3 separate regions of the Mus musculus genome follow, and all the other regions are linked to region 3. Evidence: chromatin loops called from intact Hi-C (ENCODE). Cell type or tissue: heart. All regions are shown on one strand. Links, peaks and the distances in the headings refer to the core of each region. The heading gives the core; the rest is flanking DNA.

Region 1 (9,878 bases), core at 1,184-9,183, 87 kb after region 3:
AGGTTTCTTCTAACCTTAGGTCTGGGGCCAAACACATGCTGAGACTCATCTGACTCCCGGGCAGGGTTCTCCTGGGTGTTGGGATAGCAATTTCCTCTAGTTTGTTTCTCATGTGTACCTCACCACCACCAAGCCCTCAGGCAGCACCCTCCGCTGCCTCACTCCTTGTCCCTGTTGCCTGACAGAAACATGGCATCAGGTGGGTGGTGATTGGAGATGAGAACTATGGTGAGGGCTCAAGCCGGGAGCATGCAGCACTGGAGCCTCGCCACCTTGGGGGCCGGGCCATCATCACCAAGAGCTTCGCCAGGATCCACGGTGAGCCAGTCATCCCCATTGACAAGTGCTGCTCCTTCACTCAAGGCTCCAGGTCACTACTTTGCCATGGCTGACTTGGAGTCGGCCATATTTCATAGCCTGTCCCACCTACCCAAGGCCAAGGTGGCACTGCCCAAGTCTGATATCCATAACACTGGTCTTGGTTCTTAGTTTGTCAGTTGAAATCTAAGGGATGCAGCATGTACATCCAGACTAATGCAGACCTGCTTGGAGTGCTACTGTGGAAAAGGGTCACTGGCACACAGCAGGCTTGGGTGCTGGAGCCATGGCCTGCTTGCCCCACAGTAGGACTGGGGTTTCGGGTGGGGTCTGTCTCATATCCCTTGTGTTAGAGAAGAGTGCCTGGGGCTCCTGAGGAGCCTTGGGTAGAGGAACCACACTGCAACTTCATATTTGTCTAACAGAAACCAATCTAAAGAAGCAGGGCTTGCTGCCCCTCACCTTCGCTGACCCCTCCGACTATAACAAGATTCATCCAGTGGACAAGCTGACCATTCAAGGCCTGAAGGACTTTGCCCCTGGAAAGGTCAGGCTAGGAAGAGGGAAACAAACCTGGGATCTCTTGGGTGGGTGGGGTTGGGCAATCGCCTTGTTTCCTGTCCTGCTACACCCATTCATACAGCTCTTGTAAATCCGTGTTCCAGCTGAAAGCCAACCCAGACATGAGCCCTGGCCTGGCACTTAGTATCCAACAGCTTGCCTGATACAATCTTGGGTTTTAAGAGGCCCCAGTGAGGACTGTGTTCCTCGGAGCACCGTCTGCTCCCCAGCCCACACCCATTCTTCTATTGCAGCCTCTGAAGTGCGTCATCAAGCACCCCAATGGGACCCAGGAGACCATCCTCCTGAACCACACCTTCAACGAGACCCAGATCGAGTGGTTCCGTGCAGGCAGTGCCCTCAACAGGATGAAGGAGCTGCAGCAGTGAGGAGCCAGGCTGGCTGTCCTGACCCACTCTGGACCCTGCTGGATGTCACTTTTGTCACAGGTCCATGTGCATCATCAGAGCCTAATCTGGTCTGTGCAGCATGACCTCCTGCTCTAAGATGGTGACCAGACCTGCTTCCTGCCTAGCCTCAGCCCAGTGAACCACCATTGAGGGCGTTTAAGATAATGTTCCAGCCCCGCCTTCCTGTTCAGTTTGGTTTCTCTTTGAGCAGCCCATGCAACTGTATTTATTTTTGATGACAGCACTCCCTCTACAGAAGTTTTTATTCTGCCTGATCATTTCACTGGTGGCTGAAGGATTTTAGAGAAACTTGTTCTTAAAAGAAAAAAAAAAAGATCCATATCTATTAATGTTCTGCCTGAGTGATTGATGTCTACTATTACCAGCATGAGCTAATGGAGGGTTTTTCAAGCAAAGATTCCATCAGGCCTTGGTCACATCTGGACCCTGGTCACAAGTACCTGCAGTAGAGGAGAGCTTCAGAGACCAAGAGCTACCTCCTCTGTTCCCCCGGGGCTACAGTACTAGACCTGGTCTTTACCTTGAGAGTAGGCACAGCGCCTACCTTAAAAACAAAGCTGTTGTTGCTGCTGCTGCTGCTAGTGGCACACACTTTAATCCTGGCAGAGGCAGATGGGTCTGAGTTCAAGTCCAGTGTAGACTACAGAGTTAAAACAGCCTGAGAAGGAATCTGCCCCAGGACACAGCTAATAATCAAATGCTGCATGCTGTCTGCCCCTCTAGCCTCCGCAGCAGAGATGTGAGGAGACAGGCTCTCTCCATTAGGCTGCATCAGCTAAATCTCACATGTAAAGGCCCAGGCAGGCCATGGCAGTATGTCACAAAACAGTATTTATCACACAAGTGCCAGTGAGAAAGGGACAGTAGGACTAGACAGTCATCTGTGGACCTGGGGCTGCCCTCATGGTCAGCTGAGGCAGCAGCAGCCCCAGGCTTCCTATGAGTAGGCCTCCATCTCCACTTTCTAGACAGGGAGGGGTTTGGCTCATTTGGAAGGCTCTGCCTACCAGACTCTGGCAGTAAGGGTGCTGCTCGGTATTCTCACGTCAGCAGCAGCTGACAGCACCGACCCAAAACCCCCGTCCAGTGACCTTTACCTTTATCACACCGCCACTAGGTTCAGTACTCAGTCTGGTCCCATAAACAAAGATCTACTGCCTGTGGGCTTGGGAGAGGTCATCTCTAAATGGACCTTGGGGTGAGGCAGGACATGCTATCCCAGATTGACAATTCAGTGACCTTAGATGGTGATGTCAGCTAATGAAAAGGGGAGGTTCCTGCTCTGCCACCAGTATTTATTAAATGTATTCTGCGTCACTGAAAGCCAGAAGTTCATAGGATAGACTGGGCCTAGCTCAGTAGTACAACACCCACCTAACATGAAAGAGGCCCTGGGTTCCATCCTCAGCCCTGAAGAAATTACAAAAACCACCAAACAGTCCTTGTGATGGGGAAGCAGCTCCCCTGGGAGAATGCCTCCCTGGTGTGCACGAGTCCTGGGACCCATCCCTACCTTCCACATAGGCTCAAGGTGGCACTGCACACCTGGAATCCCAGCTGGAGGATCAGAAACTCCAGGCTACTCTATGCTATACAGCAAGTGAGAAGCCAGCCTGGATCCATGACACTCTGGAGACGATTCAGGGTGGCTCCAGACCAGAGAAGCAGTGCTGGGGAGGGAGAGGACAAGCACTTGTCACTGCTCCTGGTCCCACCAAGCTTGGCTCTGGAGAACACTCAAACTGCTCTCTACTTTCCCAAGTCTGGACAGGGTCTTCAGGCTGGGCAGTCACTGTGAGCTCCAGGGCTAGTTGCTCGTCCACCAGGAGAGAAGGCCTAGTCCTGGCTCACTGATAGATCCCTGCCAGAGACAGAAAAACAAACAAGTACACTCATCACTACTCAGAGCTGGACTGCCCGGGACACGAGGGACTAGTACCCTACCCTGTTCAGCACCTAGCAGGCCCAGCACAGCAAAGGAAGGTCAGGGTTCACAACAGCTAGGAGGCTATGGAGAGACTGGGAGCCATACCACCATTTCTGCCCTAGCTCGCCAGGGTTTTAGAAAAGAGACTCCAAAGCCTTAAGTGGGATCAGGTAATCTTTCCTCAACCCCAGACTTGTCTTTCTGAGCTCCCAAAGTTGCCCAGAGGGAGCAGCCTGAGAAACACTTGGAGCCCTGCTCCAGCCTCAGCTTTGATCTCTCTAGCCTTAAAGATCATGATACCCAAAATTTCACCTTGCCTGCCCATCATCTACAGCAACCTTGTCACCTCATGGTCCCAGCCCTCAAAAGCAGACTAGTGTGACTGGCAGATGACATTCACAAGAGACCTGACCTGCTAAAAGGGTTCTAGGAATGAAACCTCAAAAAAGCAGTCTCCTGTCAGCTTACCACAAGTGTATATGGTGCTTCCTTCTTGGGCAGCTCCTCGCTTGAAGAGGCAGCCTCGGCGGAACTGGGTCCTGTGGGGGATGTGTCCACAAAGCTCTCATCCACCACCCTGAAGCGGATCTCCTCCCCAGTGTCCATGTACAGGTCATGCGCTCCTTCCTCCGTCTCGTACTCCCACACCCACACTTGCTCCGCTTCATCACTGGGGTCCAGCGTCAAGGCCACAATCGTGTCATGGGAGTACATGAGGCTGAGGGGTCTCTGAAGCACTTACCCAAGTTAAAACCAACCCTAGGTTGAGACTCTGTGCTAGGAAATGCAGTGAACGCTGCTTCTGCCCCTTGGAGAGGAGCCAGTTTGTACCAGGACCCAAGATGAGAATGACAGTCCCGCATCTAGAAGTGAGAATTGTCTGGGTGCCCTGCACTTCTGTTAGTCCTAATCTAACTAATCTAACAGGCAGGCAGATCGTGGGCTTGCCCTGGTCTCAAGATGAGAGGCAGGTTTGACTGCCGCCTGCCTGAGGAGGAGGAGAGACAACAGAGCAGGGCCACAGTCTCTGCAGGCCTGGGTGAGAGGAGAGGCTGAGCACCTGCCCTACTCCTCCCCATACCCTACAGAGCCATGCTGCCCTCTAGTGGCACACTGCATTCTCCATGTCTGCCGAGAACCATGAGTGCAGTTGTCACATACCACCTGAGCCCCTCCTGGGACCAGTGACATTCCCATTAAAACAGTCCCAGAACTGGGGTGAAAACAAACAGCTCTGTACTCTACCCCACATGCTGGGAAATGGAGGCAACCAGCCAGGGTGAAGCTGCTGGGGACATCTGAACCGACTCCTGCAGAGACAGCCTGAGTAAAGTGACTAGGGGTGACAAGAGCCCCAAAGATATGTACAGCTCTATTACCCAGCCTGTCAGACATGGGCATGTGGATACCATGGTCAGAACTGGAAGCAGAGGTGGCCTGGGGTTTCACACCAGCACCACCAGCAGTGGCAGATCACAGAGCTGCCAGGGTCACCACAGGCTGTCCACTTGCCTCAAATCATACTTGAGAGGATACAACTTGGCAGGCTGCTGCAGTGACTCAGGGGGGATGAGAATGTCATCAAAGAACCCTAAAGAGACTGGAAGAAATGATGACATGAGATGGGGTCTCTTTCCTGTGTGGCCCAGGTGTCCCCTCCTCCCTCAAAGTCGCAATTCTGTATCTATACTACCCACATGTGCTGAGCAGCCCCGGGCAGCTCCCAGTCCTGAGCTCCAGCCTTCCCAGCTCACTGCATATAGAGACCACAGGGACTAGAGCCTGTCACCTCCACCAGCTCAGCACCTATCTCAGCCCCTAAGCTGTGGCCTTACTCCATCCTTGAGAACATGAGGGGATGAGGCACCCCTCGTCTGGCGCTACAACATCTACTGCCCACCCCACTGTGCTCCAGCCTTACCCCAGGGGTCAGGGCACCTTACCGTGCACACCCTCTGGGCTGCAGCCTTTGATCTTCCCAATGAGGATCTCATCCAGGAAGGGGTGAAACACCACGTAGCGGAAATGGACTAGAGAAGAAGGCCACACGGTTAAGAGTCACGCCAGGTCTCCAAGAAGGCCGCAGAGCCTAGAGCTGCTCATATTCGCCAATGCCCACCTCACTTAGCCAGCACTTCACCTCGTGCTGAGTCTTCTTTCAGGCCTAGACCTGTCTGTCCACTAAGGCATGCAAGGTCACAGCTTGGTCCCCATAAGGAACCATCAGCAGCTGCTGCCCTGGAACTGAGGCTGGCTTCCAAATGCATCTTAGCCATACCTGAGCCTCAATCTGGGCCATCAGCCACTCCAAAGTCAATTCCAAACAACCTTCAGGCTGTCCTTCGCATTCCAAGAGGATAAAAAGGAAGTTCCTGTCTCCTGAGGCCTGAGCAAGCTGACCCTCAGCACAGAGCTGACCTGGGTTAGGATACTAAAAATGCCGAGGCTGCCTGCCTCGGCTGTGGTGAGGGCGACACATAGGTGACTTCATGGGTTCCTGCTCACTTGAACCCAAGGAAAATGCCAGCTGAAGCTGTGCCAACAGCAGAGGCCACACCTCACTGGCCCTCTCACCCAGGAAGATGCTCTCTGCCAGCAGACTGCCCATATGAGCCTCCTGTGACAGACACCGTATTCTACCACACAGAGGAAGAGGAGGCAGCTCAGGGGCTGTGTCCTGTTCCAACCACACAGTTCTGCCCACTCAGCCATGGATAGACTCTAAGGCAGCGGTGCTCAGCCTTCCTAATACAGTTCCTCATGCTGTGGTGACCCCAACCATAAAATCATTTCACTGCTACTTCATAACTGTAATTTTGCTCTGTTATGAATCCTAATGCAAGTATCTGATATTCAACCCACAAAGAGTTGTGACCACAAGCTGAGAATCGCAGACAAGGCCACCATGCTGAACGCACCTTCCTCAGACAGACCCACTACCAGCACTGGCTTCTACCAGGACTCCTTCAGTTGCCTAGCCTGCCAGCACCCATCTTAGGACATCAGGGCCTACCATGCCTGGCTCTGTCCAACTGCACTCTACCTTCGGTGAGGTGACAACCTGAACATGACCGAGGCTTCTGCTAAGTCTCGCCATGGGTGACTTACGCACAGGATGGAACACCGTGCCCTCCCTCCATAAGACCTAGCATTCAGCTCAAAGCTCCTGCCAGGCCCAAGCCCTGCTTAGCTGGGCATGTGCTGGGACAGCACAGCATTGAACCCAGGGCCCACAGCCTGACCACCATGTCTGAAAGCAAGCGGTGAGCACCTCAGGGTACACACAGTAGAACAACAGTCAGCCTCGAAAAGGAAGGCTGGGCCGGGCAGTGGTGGCGCACCCCTTTAATCCCAGCACTTGGGATGCAGAGGCAGGCAGGTTTCTGAGTTCAAGGCCAGCCTGGTCTACAGAGTGAGTTCCAGGACAGCCAGGGCTACACAGAGAAACCCTGTCTTTAAAAAAAAAAAAAAAAAAAAAAAGTAAAAAAAAAAGAAAAAACAAACAAATAAATAGATCAATAAATAAATAAATATTAAAAAAAAAAAGGAAGGCTGGAGCTGGGTATGATGGCGCATGCCTTTAATCCCAGAACCCTGGAATTAGAGCTCTGTGAGGTCGAAGCCAGCCTGGTGTACATAGTGGGTTACAGGACAGCCAGAGCTACACAGAGAAACCCTGTCTTAAAACAATAAAAGACTAGAGATGTGGCATGAGGCTCTTGAGTTTCCATCCCCAGGACTGTACTTCATTGCCCCCAGACTGCCCAGGGCATGTTTCATTGGCTTTTAGTTACCAGGCATAAAGCAAACAGATCCCAGGATGGGTGCTCCCCAACCCTTGGGGTGTGCTGTTTCTGTGAAAAGGACAAATTCCTGATTCCACTCACATGCGGCACTGGTCTGGTGAGCCAGAAAGCAGAAGAGGGCCAGCAAAAATGCTCAGGAATAAAGAGGCTTGCCCCAAGTCTGACCCTGAGTTTCTGAGGTTCCTGCAGTGCTCCATGGCCCTCCAAGGATTGTAGAGCCCGAGTGGCGCTCGCATGGTGTGATACAGTGTGCTTAGCTGCCCAGGCCCCATCCTAGGCTCAGAGCCAGAGTCAAACATGGGTCTTGTACTTGACATTTCCCACCAGGAGACAAGAAATGTAGGGGGAGCAGGGTGTTTGGGGCGATCCAATCCAATCCTGGAGAGCAAGTGCCAAACATTGCCAGTGTGAGGGCAGCACTGTTTCTGGCCTTCCTCAGGTTGGATACCTTCTAGCCCTTGCCTCTGGACAACAGGCTCTTGGCTTAGCTCACAGCGTTCTCTGAAAACAGAAGCCTTGCCCTTGGCCAAGTGCAGAGCCCAGCGTGGCTTGGCACTCCTCTCTGAGAACAGGGCTCCTCAGAGCGTTCTCCACTCTGGGCTCCCTTTTCTCCTCACGAGAATGCCTAGTCCACACAAAGACAGCCTGTTTCCTGGGGCTCAATTGATGAGTCGCAGAGTGCCCGCACAGACCCCATGCTATCTCCAAACACCCCAGGACACTCACCCACCTATCTCTGGGCTATGAAGATGGCCAACACAAAGACAAGGCTCACTGTGGCTTTTCTGTCTGTCACTTTGCTGGGCAGGCTGCGGATCTACACTGCTGTCCAGTGCCAGGAGAGAAAGCTACAGAGACGCCCTGGCCACAAGCTCCGCCCACCACTCCTGCAGGTTCTGCCCAGCAGATGCACGGACCTTTCGGTTTTACTGCATTTTCCCTCAACAAGGGGCAGAGTCTCATTCTCTAGCCCTTAGTTTTAGCCATGTGGCATCTTCTGGCCAATGGCATCCAGGTATGCTGAAGACATACTTAGGCACAGAACTTCAGACCAGCCCTGGCTAACTGCCCAGAGGACCACCACCCAAGCAGCCCACAGAACTAACAGAGACAAGGATCCCCACACTCCCTCAGTGCCAAGGCCCAGCTTGAGCTCAACTGTATTAATTCCTTAGTCCTCCAGGAAGCCCTCAAGTATAGACTCCACTGTCACTGTTGGATGGCTCAGGCTGGCCTGGGCTCCTGATGCTCCTATTCCTATATCCCAAGTGTTGGGATTACAGTCCTGCATCAGCATTCCTGCTCAGAGGCCTCACGCGTGCATTTGCGCAGGCCCTCGCACACATACATACCATAATACAGAGATCAGCGGGCACGGCTGCGCACTCAGTTCTCCAGATTGTGTAACAGGCACATTAGTTACCCCTGAGCCACTTGCTGGCCCCAAAGGACACTTTTAATCGCTGTGTCCTACCTCCCCTTTAGGTCCGTAGACCCAACTGGCCTGCTCTCCCCTGCTCTCTGCTCTCCAGGCACTAACAGCCGCAGCTTAGGGCCCTTGCCTAGCGGGCCATCTCACCACCAAGCAATGAGCAGTATGGGGGTGGCAGGTAGCAGGGGCACTAACTAGATCGAGCCCTAGGGACACACAGGCTGAACCACAATCTCAAACTGGTGGCTTTTACCTGTAGTCATCCACACTGATGTCTCACAGGTAAAGAAACTCAGGCCCAGAGAGGGCACGAGTGCCCAGTCACTGAAGTCAATTCCTTGAAGAGTTAGGACTGGGGCCCAGGTCTCCCACCACCTCAAGACGAATGGCAGCTTCATCTTTTGTTACAGAGAAACGAACCCCAAGAGAAAGCACTCACCTTTGGTGTGGGATGCTCCATCCCCTGGGAACACATAGGCGTCCTCCAGCTTGGTGATATCAAACAGACAGATGCAGAGTCCCACGTTGTATACGACCTGTGCACACATGCATGCAGTCACCCCAGGGCCCGGCTCCTCCGAAACCCTCAGGGTCACAAGCAAGCTCTGCGCATCCCTCTCACTAATGGACATAAGCTGAGACTGCAGGAGGTGACTGTGGCAGGGACCTCAGGATGCAGAACTCTGGAAAGAGCAGGGCCTGAGTGACAAGCCAGCTCTGCCTCCTCCCTGCGGGACCAGCAAGGACACTACTCTGCCTCTCAGCCTCAACTTTCCACGTTCAAATCTGAGACAGCAGCTAGAGCGTTAAGTGGATAGGATGGACATGAAGTTGACCGGTGGCCGGGTCAGACCACAATGACCAAGTTTACTGTCCCTGCTTAAGTTACACCTCCCAGGGGACTGGAGAGATGGCTCAGCGGTTAAGAGCACTGACTGCTCTTCCAAAGGTCCTGAGTTCAATTCCCAGCAACCACATGGTGGCTCACAACCATCCGTAATGAAATCTGATGCCCTCTTCTGGGATGTCTGATGACAGCTACAGTGTACTTACATATAATAAATAAATAAATAAATAAATAAATCTTTCTTTAAAAAAAGTTACACTTCCCAGTGTCCCAAAGTCTGATGACAGCTACAGTGTACTTACATATAATAAATAAATAAATAAATAAATCTTTCTTTAAAAAAAGTTACACATCCCAGTGTCCCAAAGTCTGTGCCCCAGATCACAGCCAGGAAGTGTTGAGAACTCCATCACTCTCACACCGCCTCAGACACACAGACAGGGATATGTGGCCAAAGCACTTCCGCAGACCAGAAGCCCACACAGCTTGGTGTTAACACACCCTGGTGTTCTAAATGACTTGGCTCAGTGTCTACATGTCTACCACCAATATTACC
Region 2 (9,878 bases), core at 681-8,680, 74 kb after region 3:
GTGTGTATGAGGGAGGTACAGCCTTCCTTCCATTAAAGGCAACTGTTGAGGACTAGCCTGGTTCGTGTCTATTAGCCATCCTTCCTGTATGTGTGGGATCTGTTCTGCACTTCCAGGATGGCTCTTCTCCCTACTCCATCCCAGGCCTTGATACTGCTTCCTTCTAGAGGAGCTGAGCCAGGCTGACTGTGCTTAGGTCCCTGGCTATGCCCATCTCTGAAACCAGAGCCAAGAATGGATTGCTGCATTGTCCTTTAGGACAGATCTGCCAGGGTTGCACATCTCTGAGGACCAGAGTGTCTCTCTGCAATGGGGCAGAAAGGCACATAGACCTATCCTTGGTTAGCCTGTTGATATGGAGAACACCCCAATCCAGGTATCCCCAATTCCATTTTAGGTCACAGGCTTAGGCCACTTTGGCAGCTCTTATGCCAAAATGTGGGGCTGTGAGTGGTGGCCTGCTCTTTGTCACCTATTAAGCATTCAGCATGACTCTTAAAAAACATTTCCAGGAACCATGTGTTTTAATCACTGTACTATTACTGTGAAGAGACACTGTGACCAATGCAACTATTATAAGAAAACATTTAACTGGGGCTGGTTTACAGCTTCAGAGGTTTAGTCCGTTTTCATCATGGCAGGAAGCATGGCAGCGTGTAGGCAGGTGCTGGAGCGGCAGCTGAGATCTACATTGTGATCCCTAGACAGATCAAGACTCTGGGCTTGGCATGGGCTTTTGAAATCTCAAAGGCCACCTACCTCAGTGACACACTTCCTCTAACAAGGCCACACCTCCTGATCCTTTTAATCTTTGCAAATGGTGCCACTTACTGGTGACTAGCACTGAAACGTATGAGCCTCTGGGGGCTATTATTATCCAAACCATCACACCGTGTGTGTCTCGTGGCTTTACTTTTCTGTCCCTCAGTGTCAAGCTGTCAGCAGCTTGCATTCAGATGGAGCCCCGTCCCTTGCCCTGTTGGTCTGGCAGACCCAGCTCCTCTGCAGCTTAGCTCTCTAATCTGCCTGTTTCATCTCCCTGGTCTTCCCACACCCTGCACTCAGGTCCAGGTGAGCTGCTCTGGCCACTTGGAGTTTTGTTCCCAGCATATGCTCAGTACTTTTCCACTATGTAATGAGCTATGTAGGCACAGGGATTGTGTCACTGAGGATTAGGTGACTACAGAATTGGGCCTCAGTGTTTGTATGTGTTGTGTATGTAGATGGTTGAATTCCTAATGTGATGTTATAAATGTTAGTCTAGCGTAACATACACTTTTCTGCTGGGTGTATGATGGTACATGCCTATAATTTCAGCATTTAGGAGCTGAAGGAGGAGGTTCCCAATTCAGGACCCTGTCTCATAACAAACAGACAAACAAAATATGCTTCTCAACTCTTAGCCCATATTTACCTAGCAGCATTCATAGATTGGTGAGGTCATTGTTCCAGCTGGTTCATTGTGGTGCTAGACACTGCCAACACTAGACAGTTTACTCGAGGCTGAGAGGCTGTAGACCTTAGATCTACATTAACCTCTCCTCCTGGACGGTAACTACATGTGTGGCTGCACCATGCTCACCACCATGAATTCTGTGTTACTCACCTTCATGAGTTATTTCTTAACCTGTGGCTCTTTAGGGATTGCTACTCCCACATCTTTGCATATGGCTGAGACAAGTGACAGGGAGGGAAATGAAGAGTGGTACTGGCCAGCTCTGTCCATCTAGATGCCACCATTGAAGGAAGGTGTCAGCCCTTCTAGCCTTCTCCATCTCCAAGGGATGAAGGCCCTTCATGCCATGCTAATAAGTCCATGGGTAGATGCCTCACTTCTGTGGAGACATGGGTGTCTGTGATAGCCTAGCAACCCTGTCCACATTCAGTGCTGATAGTTTGTAGAGCCTTTCACATCTCTCCTCACCCTTGTTCTTCCTAGTGTCCAGGAGTGGGCTAATTTCCCCAGGCAGATGAGCTGAACCCCAGGTGAAGGATCTTCTTGCAAAATAATAAAATATTGCCTATATATGGATGACATGATATCTGTCATTCAGTCATCACAGTGGTCTAGCGAGATGACAGCTGTTAGTATAGGAGACGAAGATGAAGCCTTGAGAGGTTAAGTGTATTGCCCAAGACCTAACAAAAACAAGGCAGGGTGGGGAGGCAAAAGCCTGGCACACTTAGCCCAGAAGGACCTTCCCGTGAATCTAGCACCTTGGAGGGACCTGAACCATGGGTAGAACTGATGTGGGTTACTGCCCCTGCTTTCTTACCCAGTGTTCTAGAAAGCATTCATACCCTGGCCTTCACAGCTTGGAGAGTCTTTTGGTAGAGCAGCCCTGCCGAACAGGCCAAGTGATGCCTCCAGGGTATGAAGGCCTGGGAGGCAGGCTGTGTACTACTCAGACACTGGAGAGCTCCTGGCATCTCGGTGCTTATTTAAATACCCTGTGGGACAGTTCCTGACAGAACAGTCTACCCTGATTAGAAGCCTGGAAGGCGGACCACTTACCCTGGGCAGTTTACATCATAGGTCTGTCAGGAGCTCTTTCCAGGCTCATCACGGGGCACATTCTGACGTGCCAGTCTGTCCACTTCTTCCCACGTCGTGAGGTTAAGATGACCTGAGTACTTTACATGAGGAGACTGAGGCACGGGGAGGCAGTTACAGACCCAAGTCACACAGTAGAAACTATTAAAGCTATGCATGAGCCGGGCCACCTGGATATGTAGATGTAGTCTAACTGAGGCTGCCCGTACCCCATACTTGAAGAATACCTGGGCATGGCTGGGTGGTCTGGTGTCAGTGGGGGTAGTTCTATGTATCCTTTTTTTGGGGTCCAACTTCAATTCTGTTCTGAAGACTTCTAAGCTTAAGATCTTTGGTTCTTTTTCAGATCATTCTAGAAAACTATGCATACCCTGGAGTTCTTCTGATCGGCACTGATTCGCACACCCCCAATGGTGGTGGCCTGGGAGGCATCTGCATTGGAGTAGGGGGTGCTGATGCTGTGGATGTCATGGCTGGGATCCCCTGGGAGCTGAAGTGTCCCAAGGTGAGGGGAAGGGAAAAACTTGTTCTAGCCTAGCTAGAAGGGAGGCTGGTGGGAATACATAAGGAACTGTGGGTATGGGATGGAAGAGCCAGGCTAGATTCTCTTTTGTGAGGAGTAGGACTGAAGAAGAATACAAGGGAATATAAGCTCCATTACGTGATTCCTCCTTGGATGTGGTGTGTGGTGTGTAGTGCCTGTACTTGTCTAGCCCACTGTTTCAGGTGATCGGTGTGAAGCTGACAGGCTCCCTCTCTGGTTGGACCTCACCCAAAGATGTGATCCTGAAAGTGGCAGGTATCCTCACGGTGAAAGGTGGCACAGGTGCTATTGTGGAATACCACGGACCCGGTGTCGATTCCATCTCCTGCACTGGTGAGGATGGCAGCCCCACAGTGTCTCTACCTCCGAGCTTCAGCTCATGGACCTGAAGCAGTAGTTAAGGTGGTCTTCCCCTGAGGCGGTCCCAACAGTGTGGGCTGAGAATAGATACGCAGAGGTGGGGGTCAGGCTAGAAACAACCTGCTGAACTGATGGAACAACTGAAAACTACTGTAAAATCCCAGCACCAGGGAGGCAGAGGCAGGCAGATGTGAGTTCAAGATCAGCCTGGTCTACAGAGTGAGTTCCAGGACAGCCAGGGCTACACAGAGAAACCCTGTCTTGAAAAAAAAAACCAAAATCCTCCTGAGTTCAAGCAGTCCTCATATCTGTATTTCATATGTTCTATACCTAATTTATTTCATTGTTATTGTTCAGACTCCAAGAATTACTTACGTAGGACCCTGGTGTGACTGAGAGGGCAGAATTCCAGGCAGACAGACTTGAGATGTAAATCCAGTGCCAGCATTTACTTCTTTATAATCGCTAAGCAGTAGTGGCCATGTCCATGATCAATACACAAGGGCTATATGCTCTGCATAGCAGGAAAGCTAGAGTTGTGCTGTGAGTGCTGAGGTCTCTTCTCTGGCATGGGCTTTGGGGGAGGGATACTTGTTGCTACTAGGTGGCCTTGTAGGCCAGGAAGGAAGCGATGCAGCTCGTTGTATGAGAGCTATGTGCACTCCTGGCAGGTACTAGGGCCCACACCTAGGGCCTAGTAGCCTCATGCTTTGGGCTGTTTCTCCGCAGGCATGGCAACTATCTGCAACATGGGTGCAGAAATTGGGGCCACTACGTCAGTGTTCCCATACAACCACAGGATGAAAAAGTACCTGAGCAAGACAGGCCGAACAGGTGAGCTCCTAGGGCAGGGTGAGCACACAGCCATACTGTATGCCTATCCTGAAGGCATGTGTATTTAGCCTGGTATCCCTAGGCTGGCTGCCATGCAGAGGCCCAGAAGTCCCTGCAGGTAGATGACAAGGTAGGTGTGTGTGACTGCTTCTAATTATGTCTTCAGCCTCTGAAAGGCTCTGGCATCCAAATTATCCCTGCTGCAGGTTGTCCATGTGAGCTTCACAGGAAAAGGTGGCTAAATTCTGCTCTTTTCTTGCCTAATCCCCAGCGCCCCCTACAGGAAGCTCTGGAAGTGACATGGGTCTCTTCTGTATAACTGCTCTCTGATTGAGGGAACTTCCCAGCTTCCCCCAGCAACTTTCAAGTTTCTCATAGGTTTCTTTGATGCTCAAACAAGGAAATAAAGGGCTAGGACTTGGTAAGGCAGGAGAGTGTAGGCGAATGGGTAGATACTGCAGGTTAGAGGCCCTGGGAAGCTGAAAGCCGCCCAAGTCCTACCCGGACTACCCTCATCTCTTTTTATCCAGTGACTTGTTAAAAATTCTGCTCCTTACCAGTGAGTGGTGGCACACACCTTTAAACCTAGCCCTGAGGAGGCAAAGGCAGGTAGATCTCTGAATTCAAGGCCAACATGGTGTACAGAGTGAGTTCCAGGGCAGCCAGGGCTACACAGAGAAACTCTATTGCGGGCAAAACTTTTTGATTCTCAGACACTATGTGGTAGAGTGTGCTTATAATCCCAGTACTTTTCCATATCGTGTGTTTCTTATGTCTTCTCATTCTCGGCTCACTGACAGCCTCTTCAAGAGGCTGAGCTCCTGGTGGGCAGGGGCAGCATTTTGGGCTGTTGGATTTGTCCCTCTGTTGACTTAGTTACTGCCTGGAACCTGCTATTTGGTAAGTGGCAGGTATCTGGCTCAGGCGTACAAATAAAGTCTTAAAACCAGTTTCTGCTTCATTCTCTTCCCTTGTGGATTCCAGACATTGCCAACCTAGCAGAAGAATTCAAGGATCACTTAGTGCCTGATCCTGGCTGCCAGTATGACCAAGTGATTGAAATTAACCTCAATGAGGTGAGCGGAGAAGTAGAGTTTGGGGGACTGCTGAGGGTGGGGCTTTTATTTTTTGGCACTAGGCAGGATGGTAGGGGAGCAAGTCCTATCAGCACATCTAGCAAGGCAGTTGGCCCTTTATTCCTAGGGCCTAAATCAGGCAGGAGTTGGGGACAGACAGAAGGACATGACATTCAGCCATAGGGAAAGCAAGTCTGACATGAGTGTCCATTTGCCACTCCAAAACTTTAGTGGAGGCCAAGCTCTCGCCCTGGGGGCTCACTTTGAGTTCTTAGGACAAGCTGCAATGAGTTGGCATCCTGACACCTGCAGGACAGGTATTCAGCGAGCTAAGGAAGGGCTCTAGAGCAAACAGAAGCCAGGCTGTTCATGCCAGTCTTGGCTCTATGGATCTGTGCTAGCTGACCTGCCTCTGTAGGCATCCTTTTCCTAAGGGGGGTGTGAGTGGCATGGGTTAGTTCATGGAGTAAGAGTCTGGTGTGTTGGTGTTTGTGTGCCAGGCACTCTGCTGTGCATGTCATATTTGTTAGTCATTCCTCATAAAAAAGCGTATGCTGTGGCCTGTCTGTCGCAAGATTCCAGTAGGAACGTTTATGGTCTCTCCCAACCCTTGGTACTAGATTTGAACTCTAGGCAAGCACATCTGTGTCCCCAGCCCTCTTTGTTGTTGTTTGGTTGGGTGATTTTTAGTTGTTGTTGTTTTTGAGACAGGGTTTCTCTGTGTAGCCCTGGCTATTCTGGAACTTGCTCTGTAGACCAGGCTGGCCTCAACCCAGAGATGGCCTGCCTCTGCCTCCTGAGTGTTGGGATTAAAGGCATGCGCCACCAATGCCCAGCTATGTCTTCTTTTTAAGAAGGTCTCACTAAGTTTCTTGTGCTCTCCTTGAACTTTGTTAACTAACCCAGGTGGACTTTACCTGGCAGTCCCCTGCCTCAGCCTCTCAAGTAGCTGAAATTCAGTCCTCACCATCAGGCCCAGTTCCTTCAAAAGCAATGTAGTTTCAGAGATAATGGACTCGTGAGGCAGGTGGCTCAGATTGTTTCTGTACCTCTGTCATCTCCTTGTGACCTGAAGGAGGCCCGTCACTCTACCCTTCAGTTCCTGTGTGTACCATGTTGAATTGAGACAGCCTGACTGGGGGACTCAAGTGCTGGGCGACCCCAACCTATTGCCCACTTGTCTCCCATGACAAAGTTTGAGCCCTGAGGACAGAAGACAGTTCCTTCTATAGATATGAGAGGATCTTAGCTGGGCAGTGGTGGCGGACACCTTTAGCCCCAGCACTTGGGAGGCAAAAGCAGGCGGATTTCTTGAGTTCGAGGCCAGGCTGGTCTACATAGTGAGTTCCAGGACAGCCAAGGCTACACAGAGAAACCCTGTCTCAGAAAAAAAGGAAAAAAAAAAGAAATGGGAGAATCTGTGAAGAGCATCCATCCCCACTCTACTTCTTGTCTCTCTGCTCCTTGACCCTGTCTTTTCAGCTAAAGCCACATATCAATGGGCCCTTTACCCCTGACTTGGCTCACCCAGTGGCAGATGTGGGGACTGTGGCAGAGAAGGAAGGCTGGCCTCTGGACATCAGAGTAGGTGAGTGCCTTCCACTTTATGGGTTAATAGGTACCTGGGGACAGTCACATTCATGGTACTTCTTGAGGTCTCTGGTTATTGAGATATTACCTGTGCTTGGGATAGAAAGAATGCATGCTTATTGTACTTCACATGGAGTTTTAAAATACCTCTAACTCTGACTTTTAGCCAGAAATAGCCTTTGAGAACATTCCTGTGTTACTGTATACATGAACATGCACATCTCTATGTAAATGTACTTTTTGTTTGTTTGTTTTGTTTTTCTGTGTAGCCGTGGCTGTCTTGGAACTCACTCTGGAGACCAGGCTGGCCTCGAACTCAGAAATCCACCTGCCTCTGCCTCCCGAGTGCTGGGATTAAAGGCGTGTGCCACCACTGCACGGCCTGTAAATCTACTTTGGTACATTTACACAGATCATGCGCCATGCTGCTGTCTGCACACGTCACACATGCAGACACACTGGCACACTGCTACTGTAGTTCAGCCTGAGTGTCCGTCCAGAGCATTCACAGCCTCCCGCCTGTAGTCACACCGGGGCCTGGTGTGAACCCTCCAAACATTCGAGCACTCACACTCTCATGCTGTCACTGACTCAAACATCTGAGCACTCACACTCTCATGCTGTCGCTGACTCAACAATGTCAACAAGATTGAGAAGCGGGAGTGCTAAGAGTCGCCAGATAGAGCACTACACTTGGGTTCTGGATAAACAAAAGGAGGTCATTTTCAGTATAAATATGCATGTGCCTCCTGCTAATACATGTTCTCAATTAAGAAGGGGAACTTCAAAAAGCAAGTCTTGAACTCAGGACTTCTGGAAGAGCAGTCAGTGCTCTTAACCACTGAGCCATCTCTCCAGCCCTTAACAAGGATTTTAAAAGATCTTTGTTGCTCTGATTAGAAAGCAAACAGAAAGCTGGACAGTGGTGGTGCCTATCTTTAATGCCAGCACTTGGGAGGCAGAGGCAAGTTCGAGGCCAGCCTGGTCTACCGAGCGAATTCCAGGACAACAAGGGCTACTCAAAGAAACCCTGCTCAAAAAAAACAAAACAACAACAACAAAAAACAAAATAAAAAATAAAACAAGCAGAAAACAAAAATATCCTAGAAAATATAATAGAACTATCCTATCAGCTTCCATTAAGCAATATTCGTTATGAATGTGTTAGCATTAGCCTTAAAGTAGGGCACATGCTTATCATCCTAGCATTCAGATGGGTGAGGCAGGAAGATCAAGATCAGGTGTTCAACTTCAACCTGTGCTACGTGAAACCTGCCTCATAAACAAACAAACAAACAAACAAATAAGGTGGGCTGGAGAGATGGCTCAGTGGTTAAGAGCACTGACTGCTCTTCTGAAGGTTCTGAGTTCAAATCCCAGCAACCACATGGTGGCTCATAACCATCCGTAACAAGATCTGGCGCCCTCTTCTGGAGTGTCTGAAGACAGCTCCAGTGTACTTATTTATAATAATAAATAAATCTTTTAAGGAAAAAAAAAAAGGTAAAGCCCTGGGCAGTAGTGGCACACGCCTTTAATTCCAACACCTGGGAAGCAAAGGCAGGTGGATCTCTGAGTTCAAGGCCAGCCTGGTCTACAGAGTGAGTTCCAGGTCAGCCAGGGAAGGCTATACAGAGAAACCCTGTCTCGAAAAAAAAACAAAAAAGAAAGAAAGAAAGAAAGAAAGAAAGAAAGAAAAGCCTTTGGGGTTTTATGTGTACTTATACATTGGAATAAAGTTTGTGCGAAATGGATATAGTATGACCTGTGTTGAGTGCCATGGTCAGTGACTGTGAATGACTGGGTTATGAGTAGCCTTCTTTATTGCTGATATTTAGGTTGCTTCCAACATGTCTATTAGAAATAATCTGTCCCAGATCAGTTGATCTCTTTGTGCCAGGTCAGATGGAGATTTCTGGTTCCTCTCCCCTGACCTTTGACCCTACCATATACCAGGTTTGATTGGCAGCTGCACCAATTCAAGCTATGAGGACATGGGACGATCAGCAGCTGTGGCTAAGCAGGCATTGGCCCACGGACTCAAGTGCAAGTCCCAGTTCACCATCACCCCAGGCTCTGAGCAGATCCGTGCCACTATTGAGCGGGATGGCTATGTGAGTGTTCACGTGCCCCTGCCCCTCGCTTCCCATCATGCCTGCTGATGTGTGTTTCAGGATGGAACAAGCTATGGACTGTTGGGCTAAGGCAATGCAGGCATAGCCTTTCATGCTCCAGGCTGCTGCCTTACCCATTGCCATCAGCATTGTACCTGGCCCTGACAGTTTTCTGTCTTCTTTATCCTCTGTAGGCACAGATCTTAAGGGATGTGGGTGGAATCGTTTTGGCCAATGCCTGTGGCCCTTGCATCGGCCAGTGGGACAGGTAAGCAGTGCATCCTGAGAGAGCAGCCTCTGCTCCTTGGTAAATAGTGGAGACTCCAGCCGGAGCCAGAGAAGGTTCCAGCACTGCTACACATTAGCAGTCCTTGTCAGACGTGGACGGGCACGCAGAGAGCCCTACAGAAGCCCCGAGTAGCCAGAAACTGAGTCCTGTCTGACAGGAAGAAGCCAAAAAGGCTGCATCCTAGAAGCCAAGCTGGTGGCTCTGATGGAGCCTTTTGAGAGCAGGTAGCTGCCTAAGTGAGGAGACTGAGGCCTCAGTGTGGCCTGTGCATCTTCTACATACTCTTAGATGAGACCTGGGGAGCTTGAGGTTGTACCCTGTGCAGTGTGCTTGAGTCCCTTGGAGGACACAGCTTTTTCCTTGTCATTCCCCTCATCATGAATTAGGCATGTACCATAACAAACCAGACAAACTGGCCTCTGGGCAGCCCATGTGACAAGGCTAGGTATCTAATCCTATCCCCTCTGTCCTGGCAGAAAAGACATCAAGAAGGGGGAGAAGAATACAATCGTCACCT
Region 3 (9,878 bases), core at 732-8,731:
CGGAATCCCAGGCAACACCTCTGTACACACCAGCTAGATGCCCGAGTCTCCTAACTCCTGGCCTACAGAATGAGTTCTAGAACAGCCAAAAAAATCTGATCTGCAAATTAAACACTGAGAAACTCACAATCCTCCTGTGTACTGGGAATAACAGGTGTTGCTTTTTTTTTTTTTTCTGAGACAGGGTTTTTTCCATGTAGCTCTGGTTGTCCTGGAACTCACTCTGTAGACCAGGCTGGCCTTGAACTCAGAAATCCTCCTGCCTCTGCCTCCCAAGTGCTGGGATTAAAGGCGTGCGCCACCACTGCCCTGTAAGGTGTTGCATTTTTTAATCAATACATAACTTTTAACTATATATACATGTCTGTATGTGGATATATGCTTAAGTGCAGAGGCCTGTGGAGACCTGAAGAGGCATTGGATCCTTTGTAACTGCAGTTACAGGTGATTGTGAACTGGCTGAGCTGAGTGGTGGAAACAGAGCTCAGGCCTTCTGCAAGAGCACTAAGAACTCTTTGTTTGTTTGTTTGTTTTTCAAGTCAGAGTTTCTTTGTGTAGCCCTGGCTGTCCTGGAACTTGCTTTGTAAACCAAGATGATGGCCTGGAACTTGGAGATCCATTTGCCTCCCAATTCTCTTTATACTTTATAGCTCAGGCTCTTAACCACTGGTCCACCTCTTTGACCACATTCAGCCAGAAGCCTTTCTTTAAAATGGTGATCCAGGCAGCAGCAGGCCCTGGGGCACTCTATAAACCTCTGCTTGCCTTCCACTGGTTGTGTGTACTCCAGGCTGACTTTTAGGGGTCCTGGCTGGTGAGGGGAAAGATCTTTAGACCTTGGTCTGCTGCTTCCAGCTGTGCTGCCTCTCAGCACGTGAAGTACCTCACTGTTCTGTTACACTACCTCAGAACACTCTAGAATGGACATCCTTGTTTAAAGAGGAAGAAATACTGAGCATTGCATGGTGATGCACATCTTTAGTCTCAGTGCTTGGGAAGCAGAGACAGGGCAATCTCTTAAATTTGAGGCCAGCCTGGTCTAAGTCTACATAGTGAACTCCGGGACAGCCCAGCCAAGACTATGTAGAGACCCTGTCTCAAAAAAAAAAAAAAAAAAAAAAAAAAAAAAAGACGGAGGAGGAAGAGGAGAAGGGAAGGAAGGAGAAGAAGAGAAAAAGAAATCAGGATCGAGCAGGCCGTGGTGGTGCAGGCCTTTAATCCCAGCACTCGGGAGGCAGAGGCAGGCGGATTTCTGAGTTCCAGGACAGCCTGGTCTACAGAGTGAGTTCCAGGACAGCCAGGGCTATACAGAGAAACCCTGTCTCGAAAAAACCAAAAAAAAAAAAAAAAAAAAAAAAAAGAGAGAGAGAGAGAGATCAGGATCGATCAATCACACACACACACACACACACACACACCCATGCTGAAAAGAACATTACAGAAGTAGGTGAGGCTCAGAACAACTTAAGGTATCACCCACCCACTCTCAGAGCAGAGATGCAAACTTGGGATGAACAGCAGCCCAGGTCCTGTGCCTTCATAATCTCAGGTCTCGTTGACTTCTGAACCCTCACAGCTTTCACCATTACCTCCTTACCCAGGGTGCCAGGGTGCCTGGCCCTGCCTTGCTGACAGCAGACTCCACCCTCCAACTCCCTTTGGCTACCAGAAGTCAGTCAAAGTAGCCAAAACCAGATCTGGTGTCTCCCCATGGACTGCTGAGCCTCCCTGCCTCCCTGGCAGAAGTGGCGAGAAGACTGATGCCCACACAAGAGGAGGCTGCTGCCTGACCCTGTCTCACACTTGCATGAATGGCTCCCCAACCCTGGGTTCATATCCTGATGATCGAGACCGATTGCCAACTTAACCGGATCTACAATCACCCAGGAGGCAAAGCTCCTGGCACACCTGTGTGCAGGCACCTAGACTAAGTTGGCACCAGGGCATACATGTGAGGATAATCTAGATTAGATTAATTGAAGTGGAAGACTCAGCTGAGGGCAGCACCTTCTCAGGGGTTAGGTTCTTGGTCTAAAAATAAACAGGTAAAAAATGAAGGGCCGACAATATGACTCAGCAGTTAAAAGTGCTTTGAGCTAAACCTGATAGCCTGAGTTCCATTCCCCTGGAACCCGCATGGTGGAAGACCAGAGTGACTCCTGAAAGTTGTCCTCTGACCTCACACCCACACTTACCCTTCCCCTAATAAATAAGTATAAAAGAATAAGATCTGGTCTTTGTTTGCTTGGTTTTGTTTTGAGACAGGGCTCTGGCTGTCCTGGAACTATGTAGATCAGGCTGGCCTTAACTCCTGGCCTTCTGAGTGCTGGGATTAAAGGCATAGGGCCACCTCAGCAAGATCTGCTGTCTTGGTGCTCCCGTATGGGAGGGTTAAGGAGGGATATTACACCCCACACCTGTGCCCCCTCCCAGCTGTCACTCTGCCCTAGCTACACATGGGACAGGACCTTCACAGTGACATTGTTTACAAACAGCTGAGGTCCAAAAAGGAAAGTGATTCCCATGAGAGCAAAGCATTTCTTCACCCACAACCTCCTTGATCCTGCCCACCTCTCTGGGTCTGTGACCTCAAGTCCCGAAGCTCATTCTCTAATAAACCATTCTTACTAGACTAATGTCTCCTGGGGGTTGCTAGCATGTAGTGTCTGTGGTCAAGGGGCACCTATACAGCTGTATGGAACTCAGCACCCATGGGGGGGAGCTTTTTTGGTGATGGCAGCTATCTGTGTGTGTGTGTGTGTGTGTGTGTGTGTGTGTGTGTGTTGTGTATACACATTTCTGAGGCAGGGTCTCACTATCTAATCCTGCCTTGTATCTGGTCTTTACTTCTTTGTGGGTTCTTTTTTCCTCTGTTTATCCCCCCTAGTTTCACCCCCTAACACTGGATAGGAGAGAAGGATAGATGAGAGAGGAAGGGGAGGAGGGAGAGGGAAGGAGGAAGAGAGAGAATGAATCTAATTTCTTTTGTTTCTTTGAGCACAAATACTAAAACTGCAGGCAACCCCTCCTGTACAACCAACAGCCTCCCACTACACCTTCCAGGATCCTAGCATTTATATTCTCCTCTGAAAAGTCCCCAGAGTTACAAAATCATACAATCTCAGAAACTGTCTGCAGCTGGCAAAACCACGCCTCTGGTAGAGTGCAGGCAAATCACAGTCAGCTGCTGTGGACGCCCGAAGCAGCACCACATCACTACACCTGGGATTAAAATGAAGGCACACATTCTTACACTATATGTGTTAAAAAAAAAAAAAAGAAAGAAAAAAGGAAGGAAGAAAGAGAAAGAAAGAAAAAGAAAGGAAGAAAGAAAGAAAAAAAAGAAAAGAAAGAAAGAAAGAAAGAAAGAAAGAAAGAAAGAAAGAGAAAGAAAGAAAGAAAATTCCAGATTTCTCACAAATGCCACTACACTGGCTGGCCTGTTCCTCTGTATGTAGACCAGGCTGGCCTTGTACCAGAGCTCTACCTGACTCTGCCTCCTACATACTTGGATCAAAGTAGTGTGCCACCATATCTGACTCATTCATTTTCTTCCTTAAATTACTACAATTAGCCGGGCAGTGGTGGCACATGCCTTTGATCCCAGCACTTGGGAGGCAGAGGCAGGGGGATTTCTGAGTTCGAGGCTAGCCTGGTCTACAGTGAGTTCCAGGACAGCTAGGCCTACACAGAGAAACTCTTGTCTTGAAAAACCAAAAAAAAAAAAAAAAAAAAAAAATTTACTGCATTTATCTATTCTCCCTGTGTGTATGCACGTGAGTGCACACCCACACACGCACACCACAGTGCACACGTCACAAGACTCCACCATGTGAGTCCCAGGGACTGAGCCCAGGGCATCAGGCTTAGTGGAAAGAGCCTCCACCTACTGAGCCACCACTCCCTTCCCACCTTTTTAAATTTTCCTTTCTCTCTCCTTTTTCTTTTGTTGTTTTCATTTTGGTTTCAAGACAGGGTTTTTCTGATTTGCTCAGACTGCTCCTGAACCTGTAGGCTCAAACAATCCTCCTGCCTCAGCCTCCTATATAGCAGCTAGGATTGTATGTGCAGGTAGGTACCTTCCCTCCCATTTCTCTTCACAGAGAAGCTGTTGATGCCCTGATTCAGCTCACAGCCTGATCCTATCCAACAACAACCCTTCCAGTTCTCAAATGCAGCCGTTTCCCGCCATCCCACCAGCCTCTCCAGGCCAGCTGCATTTTTCTGCCTGAATACGCAGCGTTCTCCCAATTCCCGATGTGTCCGTTCTTCCCGCAGCAGCTTTGTATCCATCTAGCATGCCCAGTGGCTCCGATTTCCCCAGAGCCAAACCTGAGCACACACCCAAAGCCCCACAAAGTCCAGCTTCCTGTTCTCCCTGGTACATAGGGTCAAAGTCTTTGACCAGGTGCACGTCCCGCGTCGCAGCACCTACTGTTCTCTGCGCTGTCTGGAGAGGCTTCTGCAGACCTCCTTAGACTCATGCTTTTCTTGGCGCCTGACCTGCCTGTACCTGGCTCATTGTTACCGACTGCCTGACAGGACCCACAAGGGAGCTGCCACCGGAATCCCAGCACAAGGCCTTGTGGTCTCAATGCCATTCCACCAGTAGGTGGCGGGCGATTCAGGCACATTCAGAGCAGTGACCTAGGGTTCTTCTGCTTGGGGACTTGTCCTCAGGGTAAAGCCTCCGGACAGACCTTCTGTGCCAGATGGCGCTGTGGAGCACCAGCTGTTCCACTCTGCACTGCTGGCCTTCCGACGGCTGTAGTGCATAAGGTCTAGGGATATCCACAGACCCGGGAGAGCGAGGGGATCGACAGCCACAGACTGAACTTTTAGGCTCTGGATGAGAGGCTCAGCCTGAGGCTTTACCCTCTTTTCCCCAGAACTCTGAATACAATTGACAAGGCTGGCACGGAGCCTGGATTTCCCCATCTGTCAAAAGGAATGATAAATGTGAGCAAGGACTGTGGGTTGCTGAAGTGGCCGGCTTTGTTATAACTGAGGCTGAGGGGCGTTTGTTTTTTTTTTTGTTTTTTTTTTTTTTTTTTGGTTTTTCGAGACAGGGTTTCTCTGTATAGCTCTGGCTGTCCTGGAACTCACTTTGTAGACCAGGCTGGCCTCGAACTCAGAAATCCGCCTGCCTCTGCCTCCCGAGTGCTGGGATTAAAGGCGTGCGCCACCACGCACTGAGGGGTGTTCTCAGGTGAGGACTCTATACAGACAGGCAAGCAGTAGGTAGACAGGAAATTCAGGTGCTTAATGTCCTGCTGTCAAATAGGAAGTCTCTGGGGCCTCCCCTGCCCTGAGGCCTGTGGTCTGAAATATTCATGCATCTTCAGGGGTGTGTGTGTGTGTGTGTGTGTGTGTGTGTGTGTGTATCAAGGCCTAAGAGTAAATGTGTACCTACCTCCAGGATCCCTCTCACTTTGGCAGAAGGCCACGAACCAAGAGATGAGGGAATCTCCTCCTCATGCCAGGAGGCCCAGAACCAAATGAGCAACTCAGTCAGGAGTGTGGCAGTACCCTTGAAGAGGGCTGGACACCCCACTTGTACTGTTCCCAGCCCCATCCATTTTGACTCGAATAATCTCTCTCCCTCTTGCGACAGTTCTTCCTTATCTGGATGATATTTACATGTGTTTACATTCAGACTCTTGCAGGTGTTTCCTCCTAAGCCAGCATAACACTGATTCTCAACCCTGGCCCCTAAACAAGGAGACTGTGTGAACCTGCTTGGGGGTTGGGGGTTGGAAGCAGGGGCTGAGGGGGTGAGGGAGTGATGGAGAAGGTTATTTCCCTATGTTCAGAGTCAGGCTAGCTGAATTTCTGAACATTCATCAAACATTTATGTGTAAACGGTGATCTGTTTCATTCTCAGAATAATCCTTTAAGCCATGTGTGTGTGTGTGTGTGTGTGTGTAACTGAACTCAAGGCAGTAAACATGATAGGTATGTGTTCTACCACTGAGCTACACACCCAACCCCCTTTTGAAGTATTTTCTACCCACTTTACAGATGAGAACACTGAGAATTCCGTGGTTAAAAGCACAAACTGCTCTTGCAGAGGATTTGAATTCGGTTCCCAGCATCCACATCAACTGGGAGAGCTCGGACATCTGAGGTCTCTGTGGACATTTTCTTGTGTTTACCTCCACATACATAGGCACATACATAATTAAAAACAATAAACACCTTATTTTTAAAAGAGAAAAATCAGGATCCCAAGGATTCACACAGGGAGTTGGCTTTAAACCCCAGCCCTGGGGACCTTCTTGCTGACACACTGCAGTGTGGAGCTAGAGAAGGGGCCTAGGATCCTTCTCTTTTGGGCTTCTGCCCATCTGCTAGGAAATAAATATGCCTGCTCTTTTGGTTCAAGGGATAATATGTCCCTTGGGGAGATGAAAGGGAGTGGGCTGTTAGCAGGAGGTAGAAAGGTTCCCAGAGTTTTGGGGACTCTAAGCATATATAGGGCTCTGTAGTTCTCAGAGCATCCTGAACCATTTGCCAGAAGTGAGTCCTCAGGGGTATGTAGAGCCTGAGGCCCTCATCCTTCGCACGAAGTGTCAAGGCTACTCCCCTGACCCCAGATGTCTCCTGGAGGCCCTGTCAGCATTGTACTCTCCTTCATATCCCCATAACCTCTAGACTTCTAAGCCTTGGGGACAAGGACCAGGTTGGAGTCCCAGGATCCACAACTGGACTGTTAAAGTTTCCCAGCAGTGTTTACAGAGAGACAAAGAAGCTGGCGCTGTCCAAACACTCCTAGTTGTCAGGACATAAGCTTGGTGTTTCTCGGGTGTGTTCCCAAGCAGTCTTTCCCAGCCCCTCTGGAACTACATTTTGGTAACTCCACTGTGCAAGTAACAGTGGCACAGAGCAGTCCAGCTGAGAAATGCCATGGGCAGGATTCACACTGAGGTCTGTCTAGGTCCAGAGTCTATGCCTTACCTTCTTGCTGCTCTAAATTGAACTGTTAAGAGGCAATGGTGGATCAAACCTTTGATCCCAGCACTCAGGAGGCAGAGGCAAGTGGATGTCTGTGAGTTGGAGGCCAGCCTGGTCTACACAGCTAGGTCCTTATCTTTAAAAAAAACAAAAAGAAAACCAAAGTCAGCTTGGGTAGCTGCTCCAAGAGAGCCTCCCTGATGACTGTCAGCCCTGGCCTTGGGATCTCGGATTCCCCTCTACTCTCTGGGTTTTAGGTTCCTCCTGGAGACTCAAGCAGCTCCTTCTCATGAGACCCATCTGTTTACCTGGGCAGGCCTGGATTTTGTGACTACAAACACTGAGCACTGGCCTGGCTTCCCCATGGCCTCTCAGGAGCCTGAAGGGTGCCTGCCAAGCCTACGTACTAATTTGAGATGTTGGGAACAGGACAGGGAGTGTGAGGTGGGGTAAGCTGAGGGGAGGGTGGGGAGCTGGCCAAGGTCTGAGAGTTTAAAAATACATCCTGTCAGCTAGAGCCTGGTCTCCTAGGGCCTAGTGACATCACAGGGGCACAGGATGTCCCTGGCAGAGGCTGGAAATAGCAGAGAGGGGACATGGCAGGGGGAGGAGCTGAGGGGCTTCTGAGCTACCCCTTTCTGTGCCTGGAAGCTGTGTTTGCAGACATCACCTGTCTAGGGTCAAAAGGGGTCACCAGTCACATTCCTCAAGAGATTCCGAACTGCATCTGAAAAAAAAAATGGGGACCAGGGAGATTGTGCCTGAGACCCCACTTGGAGAGAGATGGGAGTCCCTGGACACAAGCTAGCGAGTCTGGCTTAGCATTTGTGATCCTGGAAGTCTGCTGGGCATGGGTGAGAGGAGCATTAGTTGGCAGAGAGCCTCCCTCCCCTCAGTGGAGGGCTGAGGCAGACTCCCAGAGCAGATGCTCATTCAGCCTTTGATGTGACTGATGGGCTATCAGAGCCACACACCCCCCCCAACCCCCCCAACCCCCCCCCCCCGTCCCCCGTCCCTGCTCCTCACTCCCAGCAGCAGGAGCGGCTAGGTCGGGAGTAGCGCTGTCAATGTTATAGATGACACCAAGACCCAGGGTGGACAGAGTGGCCTGCTCCAAGCCAGACCCCCAAGCACATCACGGATGGCTAGGATGGGATCTGGCCTTCCTAGTTCAGTAGCTAGTGAGAAAGGAACCAGCTCTATCGCCAAGATGGACCTTAGGGGTGAGAAAGAGGCTGGAGTTCACCTCTCCCTCTTCCCCTCCTGCCCCTGCTGTGCTCTGAACAAAGTCCAGCCCATCATCTGACCAAGATTCTCCTCAGGGCAGCCTCCTCTCTCTTGAATCTGCACCCATAAGCCTCAGCCTCACCAGGAGCTCCCAGATCTCTGAAGTGATTGCTGATTCAGGCCTCTGAACAGTTACTTGTACTGCCTCTGCTGTGTGGCTTGACCTCACCTGTCTCTGCCCAGGAACCTTCTAGCAGGCTTTAGCCCTGAGCCACCACTGCGCCGTCAGACCACAGTCATGATAATGGCAGTGATTATTGCTATGGTTTTTCTCTTCCTGGGCCAACCTTTTCTTAATAGCTGTACCCTCATTTTTATTCATCTCTCCAATCCTGGTGTCAATGTCTAACCAATGCCAGGATAAAGGAATTAAATTGGGTCTTGAGTCCGCCGCATTCTGGAACGGGCTTTGTTCGAGTCTCATGTCCTCTCCAAACCTGATAAATGGGGGCAAGGTCCAGGTCCAGGCTGGGGTTGGCTGTATCTAGTAGTAAGCATTAAAGGGCTGGGGACTGAAAGGTCAAGACTGGCTGTTCCTGGCCCCATCTGTCCTCCATCTATCTATCACATGCTCTCTGCCCCGACTTTCCACCCACCTCATAAAATCAATGCAGCCTCAATCCCCGGCCTGCCCCTCCTACCTGACTTGGTTCCCAAACTTTATAAACTCTGGGGAGAGTTTATAAAGAGACAGTTTGGAGAGAGACACTTTGGAGGTAAACAGACTCTCGTGGGTTCAGTGGCCAGCCTGGGATGTCTAACGACTGACTGTTAGAAAACAAAGCAAAATCAAACCAAACTCTGAGAACCCAGAACCTCAGCTTTTGCTAAGGTGACCCGTGTATAAGTGCGCGCGCTGAGGTTTCGGGGTGGGGTGGGGGGTGACTGTTGTGGAAACCTGGATCCAGCAGTGTTGAGCAGCCTTGCAGTGACTGCAACCCTGCTTTAGGGGCGCCTCCCTGGGGCAGCACAGAAGTAGAGGACGATGCCCTGATCAAGAGAGAAAATGCAGTCTGTAATCCGCCACGGTCTTGCCCCACCCCACCCCCACCCCCACTTCCTTCTTTTCCAGGAGTGAGGGTCTGTGCCAGCCCTGGCACCCGCAGAACCGGCTCTAGGCTGCAGGGCCCAGATAAATATCCTCAAGGCGGATCTCATCCTCATCGCAAGGAGGCCGCAGGAATCGAACTGTGGCCTGGCAGGGAGTGGGGGTGGGGCGTGGAGCTGAGGCCGAGGACCTCATGCGCAGGTACTCCTGAAACACCGACTCCACTCCTCTGTCCTAGCATCCCAGCTACCCTCCTCCCTCCCTAAATCCCTACTCATGCTCCTCCCTCTTCAGGCCCTGGACACGGAGGCCAGCACGGCGGGCGCCGAGGGGGCTGTGTAGTCACGCGCAGGGAACAGCAGGCTATTCATAGGAGGACGTCCCCGCCTGCCCGGCCCTCGACTCGCCTTACATAACCCTCCTTTCCTTCTTCCTCCTGTGCGCTCTGCGGGGCGGGGGAGTAGCGCTGGGAGCCTCCTGCTTTCTCTGACAGCCCCCAGGGAAGTGAAGCACACCCCGCGCCAATGGGCGTGGTTGGCCAGGTCCACAGAGGTGGGTGAAACCCCCCCTACCCCAACTTGGGGCCTTG

What was found. Hi-C counts contacts between places; a loop is a spot of excess contacts. Peaks named below come from ENCODE experiments on the same cell type or tissue, not always from the same donor. Only the 100,000 strongest peaks of a DNase experiment are listed, where the experiment ranks them.
Region 1: a loop joins it to region 3, with 7 times the contacts of the local background. A loop is called at or near these places in 34 of 42 quality-filtered maps.
Region 2: a loop joins it to region 3, with 5 times the contacts of the local background. A loop is called at or near these places in 32 of 42 quality-filtered maps.

Annotation. Positions count from the first base shown.
Region 1 is chr15:81,913,495-81,923,372 of GRCm38, forward strand. Aco2 (aconitase 2, mitochondrial) reads left to right here. Exons shown (of 18, transcript NM_080633.2): 16 at 186-318; 17 at 744-865; 18 at 1,134-1,643. The coding sequence ends at 1,268. It overlaps Polr3h (polymerase (RNA) III (DNA directed) polypeptide H), which reads right to left. Exons shown (of 6, transcript NM_030229.4): 2 at 8,915-9,011; 3 at 5,181-5,267; 4 at 4,774-4,837; 5 at 3,706-3,907; 6 at 1,536-3,171. The coding sequence ends at 3,118. Among named protein-coding and RNA genes, the nearest start is that of Polr3h, 7.8 kb to the right of the region's middle. In heart, for the core only: CTCF peaks have their summits at 4,344 (motif pointing left) and 4,555; DNase peaks (open chromatin) are centred at 2,357, 3,907, 4,327, 4,627 and 2 weaker places.
Region 2 is chr15:81,900,576-81,910,453 of GRCm38, forward strand. Aco2 (aconitase 2, mitochondrial) reads left to right here. Exons shown (of 18, transcript NM_080633.2): 5 at 2,901-3,059; 6 at 3,281-3,431; 7 at 4,188-4,292; 8 at 5,277-5,368; 9 at 6,851-6,956; 10 at 8,915-9,072; 11 at 9,267-9,340; 12 at 9,838-9,878. Among named protein-coding and RNA genes, the nearest start is that of Polr3h, 21 kb to the right of the region's middle. In heart, for the core only: CTCF peaks have their summits at 4,575 (motif pointing left) and 8,391 (motif pointing left); a DNase peak (open chromatin) is centred at 3,420.
Region 3 is chr15:81,826,952-81,836,829 of GRCm38, forward strand. No RefSeq gene overlaps it. Among named protein-coding and RNA genes, the nearest start is that of Tef, 20 kb to the left of the region's middle. In heart, for the core only: CTCF peaks have their summits at 4,633 (motif pointing right) and 4,842; DNase peaks (open chromatin) are centred at 4,690, 5,460, 7,380, 8,480 and 2 weaker places; H3K4me3 peaks cover 638 bases; H3K27ac peaks cover 1,552 bases.